Regions from separate parts of the Mus musculus genome. Here region 1 is linked to region 2. The links are chromatin loops, found by intact Hi-C in ENCODE. Cell type or tissue: heart. All regions are shown on one strand. Each heading gives the region's core, and the rest is flanking DNA. Links, peaks and the distances in the headings are about the cores only.

Evidence for each region. Peaks named below come from ENCODE experiments on the same cell type or tissue, not always from the same donor. Only the 100,000 strongest peaks of a DNase experiment are listed, where the experiment ranks them.
Region 1: a loop joins it to region 2, with 3 times the contacts of the local background. A loop is called at or near these places in 3 of 42 quality-filtered maps.

The regions. Positions count from the first base shown.
Region 1 is chr10:111,516,717-111,522,089 of GRCm38, forward strand. No RefSeq gene overlaps it. Among named protein-coding and RNA genes, the nearest start is that of Phlda1, 13 kb to the left of the region's middle. In heart, for the core only: no CTCF peak of the experiment used is centred there; DNase peaks (open chromatin) are centred at 3,055 and 3,465; H3K4me3 peaks cover 666 bases; H3K27ac peaks cover 3,126 bases.
Region 2 is chr10:111,573,918-111,579,290 of GRCm38, forward strand. No RefSeq gene overlaps it. Among named protein-coding and RNA genes, the nearest start is that of Gm30193, 2.8 kb to the left of the region's middle. In heart, for the core only: no CTCF peak of the experiment used is centred there; DNase peaks (open chromatin) are centred at 2,184 and 2,564; H3K27ac peaks cover 3,817 bases.

The sequences.
Region 1 (5,373 bases), core at 264-5,263, 57 kb before region 2:
CGTATGTTCGTGTGTGTGCTGTGCTTGTGTGTGTGTTGTGTGTGTATTATGTGTGTGTGTGTATGTGTGTGTTGAGTGAGATATTGTTCCATCTTTTCTTCCCCCAGTAATTTTTGTGGCCCAGAAAGACAGGCAGGCCAGCTTTACGGTGTGCGGTTTACATCTTAGATCTTGGGACAGCACCAAGAAGACAGCTGGCTTCTTCAGAGGTTTGAGCACCCTGCTTTGCGGGTTGGTCCTAGCCCTCTAAACATTCATTACAAAACAGAGACCTATTTTGTAGCAGAGGTGCAGGTCCTGTGTAATTTCCTGTGGTGCAGTTTCAAAACTTGCTAGAGGGAATGGCTCTTCAGTGACTCACTCTTGGATTCAGACAGCAAAGGAGACTGGTGAGGTGGATATTACTATCCAAGCTGTGTTTGCAGCCAGGAGAATGAAGGTGTTTCTTCTTGCAGCATACAGGCTTAGAATGGAGACATTGTAACTATCGCCAGAGGTTTACATGAAGTCCCCGGTGCCTGTGACTGGTGCCAGGCAGCTATGGGGTGGTCTGAGACTCATGATTCCACAGCTGGGCCCTGGTTTGTATTTATGCCTCTCCTTGACCGGCATAAATGGTGAATTTGAAGTGAGAACCAAAATGACATTCTGGAAGACAGACAAAGCCCCTTGCAGCCCACCCCCCTTCACAGAGAAGCGAAGGGAGCACAGAGGTACGGGCTCTCCACCCAGGGCAGCAGTTAAAGTCAAAGCCAGGAGAAGAGCTAGAGCTAGAACGGAGTTCTGGGTTTCCCACTGCACAACTCTGTAAGGCTGGAGGGGCAATGTATGCAAATTGAAGGCGAGGTTTTAAAAACATTAATTAATGTCGGGTTGGGGGACCGAGAATCACTTCCCAGTGTTGGGTCTCTTCCTCTACCTTTATAGGCATTTTAGGGGTCGAGCTCTGGTCGCTAGGCTTGCAAGGTAAGAGCGTCTACTCCCTGAGCGCGCCACTGGCCCTGAAGGGCAGTGTTCTTACACATAATCACTTGAAGCGTATAGACCCGATTGTTGTCTTATCAGCGTCCAGATAAAGATTGGTCACACTTTGTTCCTTCAGAGTATAGATATTTGTTTTTAATTTCATAAAGTCCTGAAGGCCTTTACAGATATTGAAAACCATCTATCTAATTTTATAGTTTTTGTAGTGATTTTTAGCCCTTCCAAATGCTATCTACCAGGGTGAACAAAGACCTTAAACAGCAGTGGGACAAATTCACAAAAGAAACCGAAAGTATATATATTTTAAAAATAGACATATTTTATCTGTTTAGTTAGTTATTATTTTTCAAGTCAGGGTTTCTCTGTGTAGCCGTGGCTGCCTAGAACTCATTCTGTAGACCAGGCTGGCCTTGAACTTAGAGCTCTACCTACCCCTGCTCCCAGTTGGTGGGACTAAAGGTGTGCACCCGTAGGACCTGGCAAATAGATATACTTTAAATGTGATTTTTTAATTTTTTATATTACATTCTTGAAATTCTTTTCATTAACAACAATTAATTTGGAAGCTGGATTTTAAAAGCCATTTGGAATTTACGACTTGTAAACTATTTATGGACTATTTTGATGTTGTTAGTCACCCTGAAGTCTTGACGTTGACTGGTTGCTCTGTTACTCGAGGAAGGAGCCGACCAGCATCCTTTGCTTTTCCAGTGTCAGGGGAAATAGTGCCTGCAACAAGTCTTTCTTGGTGTTTGTGTTTGATTTGGTGATGGGGATTTAACTCAGAGTCCTCCGAAAGTTAGAAAAACACTCTCCCCACTCAGCTCCATCTTTTGACCAAAATGAGTTGCAGAGCCTCAAAGCTCTAAGGGCAACTGAGAGATGGCCATATGGTACTTGCTGCTCTTGTGAAGAAGGAGAGGAAAGGCATTTGCATAGCACTAAATCACATCACTGACAACACTTTCTTTACCTGGGTAGTAGAGGATATGGCCCCAGGAGCCAGAGGCAGGACAATCCCTGTGAGTTTGAGGCCAGCTGGGCTACATAGTGAGACCCTGTCTTTAATTGGAAGGAAAAAAGGAAGGAAGGGAGGAAGGGAGGGAGGGAGGGAGGGAGGGAGGGAGGGAGGGAGGAAAGAAAGAAAGAAAGAAAGAGGGAGGGAGGGAGGGAGGGGAGGGAGGGAGGGAGGAAGGAAGGAAGGAAAGAAAGAAAGAAAGAAAGAAAGAAAGAAAGAAAGAAAGAAAGAAAGAAAGAAAGAGGGAGGGAAGGAGGGAAGGGAGGGAGGGAGGAAGGAAGGAAGGAAAGAAAGAGGGAGGGAAGGAGGGAAGGGAGGGAGGGAGGAAGGAAGGAAGGAAGGAAAGAAGGAGGGGAGAAGAAAAGAAAGAAGGGAAAAAAAAGGAGGGGGGAGGGAAAAAAGGGGAAAAAACACCCTCCCATCTAGGACATCAATAGCCCCAAATGACACATTTCCTCCATCTTTTGACTGAAGTGTTCAAGCTAGAGAAGAGTTCAAAACTCAGAGATTATACAAGGGAGGTGGAAGCTGGGTGTGTGGTAGCGCAGACCTTTAGTCCCAGCACTTGGGAGACAGAGGAAGGCAGATTTCTATGGATTTGAGGCCAGCCTGGTCTACAAATGGAGTTCCAGGACATCCAGGACTACACAGAGTACACAGAGAAACCATGTCTTGAATATCACCACAACCCCAACAAACACACACACACACACACACACACACACACAGGAAAGAAAAGAAAAGAAAAGAAAAGAAAGAAAAAGGAAAGAAGAGAGAAAAAAGAAAAAAGGAAAAAATAAAAAAGAAAGAGAAAAATTGAAAGGAAAAAAAAAACCCACATGGGTCCTCAGTAACTGTCCTTGGGTTTACAGTTAACCTACTTTTTAATTCAAAATTATGAACATGCTGCAGGCGACGCCATATTTCTTCTGGCATAAAATGACCTTTCCCGGGGTTTCATTCATAGCACTTGGCTCTGTCTCTGAGTCCCAGTGCTTGTCACAAGGCAGCAGGTTGCCTGCTTGTTCTTATTGGAGTGACAACTGGGCCGTGTGACAGGGGGCAATGCTGACAGGCTGTCTCTCTGACAGCAGATTGTCAGCGTTCTTGACCCGGGCACTCCAAGAGCCTGGGAAAACACTTTGATTTCAATGTGGCCTTCAAACGGAATACCTAGCTCAAGCAAATGACGGTAAAAATAGGTCTGCGGGTCGGCTTTTGTGAAATTAGCTGATTCTCAGCGTCCTCAACCAACTGAGCTCTATGCCAGCGGCATAATCAGGGGGCATTCTTCTTCGTACGCATTTAACCTTGATGCGTAAAACCCGTGTTTTAATTTAGAATTTACCAGCTAGAAATTAATGCCTGGGATTGGGTGAGATACAACGGGTGTCTGTGAATTAAAAAAAGAGGGCCATAGAAGGTATACAGTTGGAAGCGCGTGAGTCGCAAGGTGGGTGGGAGGAGCCTCCGGGCACAGAGGAAGGGCAAGGACTGCCAGCAGGCTTGGGAAGGAGACAGGAGAGGAAGGAACTCTCCCATTTCCTCTACTCCTGCTTTCCGAACCACCAGTGACATTGCCCTTTTGTCAGAGGGAAAGAAATCTTTTCCTAGGACGTTAAACTAAAGGCGTTGGTTGGTTTCTGACAACCGATTATGACAATTATTGTTTAGCAGTGGAGGGAAATGAAGAAATGATGCCCCACCCCCACCCCCCGCAACAATTATCCAATTGTAAGCATGGAGCACGTTCAGATATTAATGCATTCGTTTGACCTCAGTAATGCCATTAAAACGAGTTCAACATTTCTCCCCAGAAAGAGTCACCAGAAAAGGAAATAAACATCAGGTTGTGGAACTCTGTGTGTGTGTGTGTGTGTGTGTGTGTGTGTGTGTGTGTATGTGTGAACTCTGTGTGTGAGTGTGTGTGTGTGAACTCTGTGTGTGTGTGTGTGTGTATGTGCATGGGTGCGCATTTCTACAGGCACCAATCCCTTAAGAAACATTTACTGTGCTTTATTTTGAGTTGGAAAAGCTGCCATTCATTAAACTGTTGCCACCTGGATCCTAAACCTCTAGTAAGAGACCAGATATCTCTCTCGTAGCAGCCAGCTGGCTTGGTGATTATTTCCAACAGAGCCACAGTATGCCTAGCCTCTCCCAGTGCTCCCAGTGAGTGTTCCACAAAGGAAGGTGACAGTAATTATAAGGCTGCTCAAGACATTTGACAGGGTGCCGCCATTGGTGTTCTCAGTCTATTTTGCCAGACTCAATGTTTTTGTTCTATATGTTAAACTTTCTGCAAAAGATTACATTTTATTTAAAAACCGCAGCAACAAAATGGGGTTGTCAATTCTCTTATAAACAAAAAGCGAACTGTCAGACAAAACCCAGGGAATAGAGAGCTCCAAATATTGGAAGTTATCACCCCCACTTTCGGTCTTATTATCAGTGCTTGATTAAATTCGGCCTCATGCAGCATATTTAACCAAATAATAAATAAATAAATAAATCAAAGATGCTTTCATTTTAGAACTCTGCATGACAGACACAGTGGGTGTGAGATTACAGATATATTCGCTTGCTTCACTACAATAGCCATATACTCACCTTTCCCGTTAAAGTATTAGTTTTGCTATTTCCCCTCAGATAAAGGAATCTTACTGCCCTACCCCATTTCGCAGAGTTTCCAAAATAAACACGAGGTTAGTTGTGTACACTGACAATATAATTTGAAAAGTAAGAAGCAAAATAAATCTTCATGAGTAACATGAAGAAACCAGGCCAGAGTTGTGTTTTTTAAAGTAAAATCAGTCACTGTTTGAGTGAGGTCTTGCTAAGCCCTGGTTTATTTTTGAGGTTGCTGGTTGCTGGGAATCCTTTGGAGGATAAAGGCCAAGTCCCTTTGGGCACATCAGACCACCCTCAGAGATACGAAGTGAATCTCAGAGGCATTCCAGAGGGCTGGGAAAAACCTGACAGGAAGTCTTCCCAGAACATCCTACTCCCAAAGTCCCTGCTGGCTCATGACTAGGGCACAATTGTAAATAAAGCAGACCAACTTCAAAGAGTAGCCATCTATGTACATGAGCATCAGGCTCAGCAAATAGGGAAATGCCCTCCTGGCTTTTGGCAACTCAAAGCACCTCTTGTGCCAAGCAAGGGCTTTGCAAGTCGAACCAAGAAAATGCACATGTTCTGTCTACCCAGGGCCATGTTCTATACCTCAACAGGCGCCCCCAGAGTCTCGGGACTCCTCCTCATGTGTCATCTCCCAACTAGATTATCTGGGGTTGGAAAGTTAGGGATGGAAGGAACGGGGGCAAAGGAGTGAAGAGATCAATAAGGCTGGGGTCCAGGTCTCCTTTAAT
Region 2 (5,373 bases), core at 59-5,058:
AGGGTTGAAGAATTTCTGCTTCCTCTCTCTTGAGTCAAAGTGACTTCTTTTCCTTCTTTGTCCTCAGTCCTTTCATTCCCACCCTGTGGTGCTAACCCTGGACTTTAGTTCCTCAGGAAGACTAGCCCGCAGGCCCCTTCCATTTGGAACATCAACCTGTTGCTGACCCCCCTACCCCCCACTCCCCACCCTTCGGTTACAGCACTAGCCCTTTGCTGGAATCCCCAGTCCCCTTGCCGGTCTCTTCTGCAGGACCACAGCTCCTGGAGGATGGATAAAGCACTGCCTTTGCTTGTTTCTGTAAGCTTCCTGCATAGCAAGCAATGCTGAGCAAGACCTAGCAGGAAGCTGGAGGCAAGGGAAGGAACCCTTAAGGCCAGAGCTCTATATGCAAATGAAGAAAAGCTGTCAGCCCTATAAAAGACTGGCAGTGCATTCTTCCTGTGCTTCCTCATCCCGCCTTCCCTCTATCCTGGTTGTTTCTCCCCCTTCCCCTTTGACAGGCAAGATCTCTTGCAGCCCACGTTGGCTTCAGACTCCTTGGGTAGTTGGGGATGTCCTTGAACTTTTGACCCTCCGGTTTCTATCTGCTGAGTGCTGTAGATGACAGGCCCGGGCCAGCACTGCTGATTTTATGCAGTTTTGTTGTTCAAACCACACTCTTGAGCATATGAGGGAAAAACTATCAACTGTGGTCTATCTCCAGCACTAACGTTTTCTTTTTATTTGAGTAAAGGCTCTTTGGACAAACTTAACAAGAGACCGCCAGTTTCAAGTCACCTCTCCCGCAGTCCTCTTAGCTGACCTAGAGAAGACACCTAGGCTCCCTGTGCTGAAATCTCTGTACAGGGGCTGTTTGTATGGGGCTTTTGGGAGGGCAACGTAGAGGTGGCTATATGTATGATTAGTACCCTAAATTGGTTTTGCTCAGGAATGTGCTCACTTCAAATGTGATAACTCTTAGATGAAAAGCGGTGTATTCCTGGACAGATCACACTAAGCCCGCCCAGTTCTCACAGGGGAGGTATTTATTGAAAGAGGAAGGAAATAAGTGAGGGCGGGTGAGAGCAAGCTATGGGTCAGGGTTCGTGTCTTTTATCAAGGCCTTGACCTAGGTCACACAGGTGATACAGGTAATGCGTACACAGGGGGTATGCGATGGTTGCCATGGCAACAGTCACGGGAGGGTCTTGTCACCTAGGATGTAAACAGCTTCTGTCTGTCTGTGGATGGTTCTGATGCTAACAATGATGGATCCTTCTATCTATTAGCGTGTATGTATTTCCCCAGTGGAAGCTCCTTCGTTCATTGTTCAAGAAACTGCAAGCTGGATATAGTGGCACACAGTGGTATTTGCAGTTTTGGGGAGGCTGACTCTTTAGGATCTTGAGTTCAAGTACAGCCTCAGTGACATAACGAGGTCCTGTCTGAATACATGGGATGAGGGAATGTGTCAGAGGGGAATCAAGCCCAGTGCTCTCCCTCCTTGCTGCAAGTGGCAAACCTGGTTTCACTCCCTTAAACCTTGGTGATGCAAACGCCCATCCCTTGGACATAAGGTCATCTATAGTGTGGAAGGGTGGATGCAGCGGGACTGTGGAGGCTCCCAGGGGAAAGCGAAGGCTTCCGTTTCTGCTTGCTTACTTTTCCCCTCCCCCATGTCACTCTACACATTGAATCTTTAGCTCCTGAAAAGTCAATCAAGCCTTGTGAGTGGGTGTGGGGTCCTGGCAAAATGTCCAAAAGATATTGGGAGGAAGAACTGGAGGCACGAGCGTGTGTGTGTGTGTGTGTGTGTGTGTGTGTGTGTACTGGCACACTGATCCCCAAATAGTACTGTATTGTTGAGTCTGAAAGGTCAAGTCCCTGGGCGAAGCCCTCCTCTGTAGACGAGCCTTTGGCTTGTTGTTTCTTCCATTTCCTGGTCTCTGGAAATCACCTTTCTCCAAAGGTTTCTAGTTCTTGTTTCTCCAGCAGTGCGGTTCAGGTTCCGTAGGAAGATACAAACCTGCCCTGAGGTTCTTGCTATAGCTCACACCAACCGTACCTGAAACTTCCTTCCAATCTCTAGCTCTTGACCTGCCTGTGGATCTCCATGCCGTTCTCCCGCTGAGAAAGGGCAAGGCTGTCCTGTCAGAGGCAGAGCCTCGCTTGCTGGCTATCTTTAGGCAGGCTGGGGAGGAAGGTATGTGCTGTGTAATGATTATGGGTTTAATTCTTGCTTTAGAGAGGAAATGACTCACCCTGTAGATAAACTGGACTTGAAAGAATGTCTGGCTTATGCAAAGCCCTTATTTACATACCAGCCTCTCATTCACAAGGAAATTGTTACTCAAGGACTTTGACTCTGGACGCCTTCCCTTTTATTCCAGGTCTTTGATAAACCTTGGCCTAACAGATCCCTGGGAGGAATTTCTGTAACAGAGGCCTCTCATATCCCAGCTTCCTCTCCCCTCTGAACATCGACGTTGTGTGACTAATAATGGAGATACCCACCCACCCACCCACCCATTTCTAACTCCTCATGTCTCAGAGCCTCTGCCAGTGTGGCTGTACCTACAGCTTCCAGGCGTGTCAGGGTGGGGCTGGTTCACACAATCTGGTTTCCCTTACAGGGTGTAGTAAAGCGTTATTGAGCCAAAGTTAGATGAAGGTGACCCAGTGTCAACCAGCCCTGGCTACTTTTCTTATCAGCAATATGGTCTCTATGTTAGCTTCTTAGCTGCTACCTGACCTACCACGGATCAAGAGACCAGCACCTTGACCTGGACGCCCTTGTCTGCCCATTAATTTGAGCGAAAGAATTCAGCAGCAGGTGTCGCCGAAGCTATCTCTTCTCCAAGTCCCACCCCCCTAAGGAAGAAAGCTATTCCCACTAGACCCTCCCTGAGCTTCCATTAACACAAATCACTGGAAGAGAGGCCGTCTGTCAACACACCTGCATAGACTCTGACACACACAGTCCTCTTCTATTTTTAGTCTTGCTCAATATGCCAAAGAGATTTATACTTCCCTGCTAGTAGGCAGGCCCAGTCTCATTTCAACACGTTCCTACAAACCCCCTAACGTCCCCCAAAATCATTTACTGTTCATTGAAAAAGTGTCCACAGTTTCTGTTCTTCCCCAATAGAACAGAGGTATCATTTTGGAGTTTCTACGTCCTATTGGGCCAGGGGTTAATTGTATTACATGTGTGTCTTCTCTCTAGCTAATTGGTCTTTGCCAGTGTATTCCAGCCAATCCTTGAATGGCAGAGGGGAAATTCCCTTCACTATTCCATATGTAAATGGGAATCTCAGAGCTCTAGGATGGTGACAAGAAAAATTAGGCAATGTAAAGGGTGTGAGGTATTCGCCAGAGAAGATTGCTCAGACTTCAGTTTGAGCCAATAGAAAGTTTTAGTTGGTCTGTGTCTACACGGGGTATTCCAGATCTCAGGGTAGCAGTGAGCCTTCTTGGGGTGAGATTTTAAGCACAAAATCCATCATTTCCTGGGTTGACATATTTCAGTAATAAGAACAGTTAGATAAAAATGGAACTACAGAAACAAAAAAAGCAAGGTTAGTTCATTTAGAGACATTCCCAGAACTATAGACTTTGGTGGACTGGGTCTTTATTTTCATTTTTGGCAGGAGGTGGTGTCTACATGCTGAGTTTTAGGGCCTGAATAGTACTTCTATCATGGAGTCAGTTATGCTAAGGTCTGGGAGGTTTACTAAGGCTTAAAGCCCTTTCCAGTGATAAACTCTCTTGATATCGGAGATGATCGTTAATTAAATGTTTACTCGTGTTGTAAGTTAGTCTGTTTTCTTTGTTTTTTAGGGTTCCCTTTCCGGCCTTTCTAAATTTGTTTCTTCAACTTAAATTTTTGTCCCCGATAACTTTTTAAGTTGAAAAACTCATGTAGGTAGATAGGGTATACCGTTTGCTTAATGGTGGACGATTTGTCAAATAAACAAAACAACAAAGAACAACAACAACAACGATATCTGTCCCAGCTAGAGGATCCCACTCCATGCTCCAAAATTCAGTTTTGCTCTAGAGACTTCTGAGCAGCCAATGTGCGTGAGTGTGTGCCTGCCTGTGTGTGTTCATGTGCACATGTGTGTGTGTGTGTGTGTGTGTGAGATGTTTGTGGGTACTCATGGAGTCTAGAGGTATTGCATCCCCAGTAGCTGTAGTTACAGGCAGCTCAGCCACCTGACATGTGAGCTGGGAATTGAACCAAGCTCCTCTGGAAGAGCAATGCACACTCCTAACTGCTGAGCCATCATGTATTCAACCTCCATGCCTTTCTTGATTCCTTTTGATGTCTTGGGTAACGATTACCAGCAGGCAACTCTGGCAACCGACGGCTCTACCTGACCTTGCCATCATGTAGAATTGAAGTCTTCGGCTCCAGAGAAGGGCTTGCCAACCCCAGCTTCTCATCCTCACGGATGTGGGTTTTTTTGTTTTTTTTGTTTTTAGTTTTTTTCTGAGACAGGGTTTCTCTGTGTAGCCCTGGCTGTCCTGGAACTCACTCTGTAGACCAGGCTGGCCTTGAACTCAGAAATCCGCCTGCCTCTGCCTCCCAAATGCTGGGATTAAAGGCGTGCACCACCATCGTCTGGCTCCTTACAGATTTCTTGTTCTTACTTTTTTGGTCATGTATTTCCTCTGAGACTTCATTTCCTTTTCCCCATGTCTATCATCAACTTCCGTGGTTCCCCTGACCCCGACTTTTCTGTCTTGTGTAGGCAGGGACATGATCTACAGGTTCAGTTTTTCTCCAGTTAACACCCTGAGCCCTTTCACCTCCTCTGTCATATCCTTCCAGAGTCTCCTGTTTCCTCCAGTGTGACTTTTACACTGCCACATCAAAGCTTCTCTCCGAGTGCTGCTAGATAAAAGGTCATTCGACTTTGTCACTGCAACTTTAATGTCTTTGATGTTTGCTAGACTTTCAGTTCTACCTAGCTTTATGTGTTTTTCAATATAAGGCTTTTTCGTTTTCTACCATCACCTTTTTTTTTTTTTTTTTGGAGGGGGGGGGATTTAATTTTTTAATTTTTAGTTTAATTTTATTTACTCTAGTATGGAAAAATTCCAATACACACAAAACCACAGGGAATAGATTCATAAACTTCCTGTCTAACCCTTAGTTTATGTCCAATCTTGTTTCATCTACAGTTTCTGCTTCACACCAATTATTGTAAATGGACCCAGTATATTATATTATTTTTATCTATAAAGGTTATATGCCACCTGAATGATGATGATTCTTCAAAGTCAACCACGATAGCATTATATGAGCAAAAAGTTGATAATCATCTCCCATTACCATCAGCTTACCTACTCCCCTGATTGCCTTTTGGCTTTTTGGGTTGAATC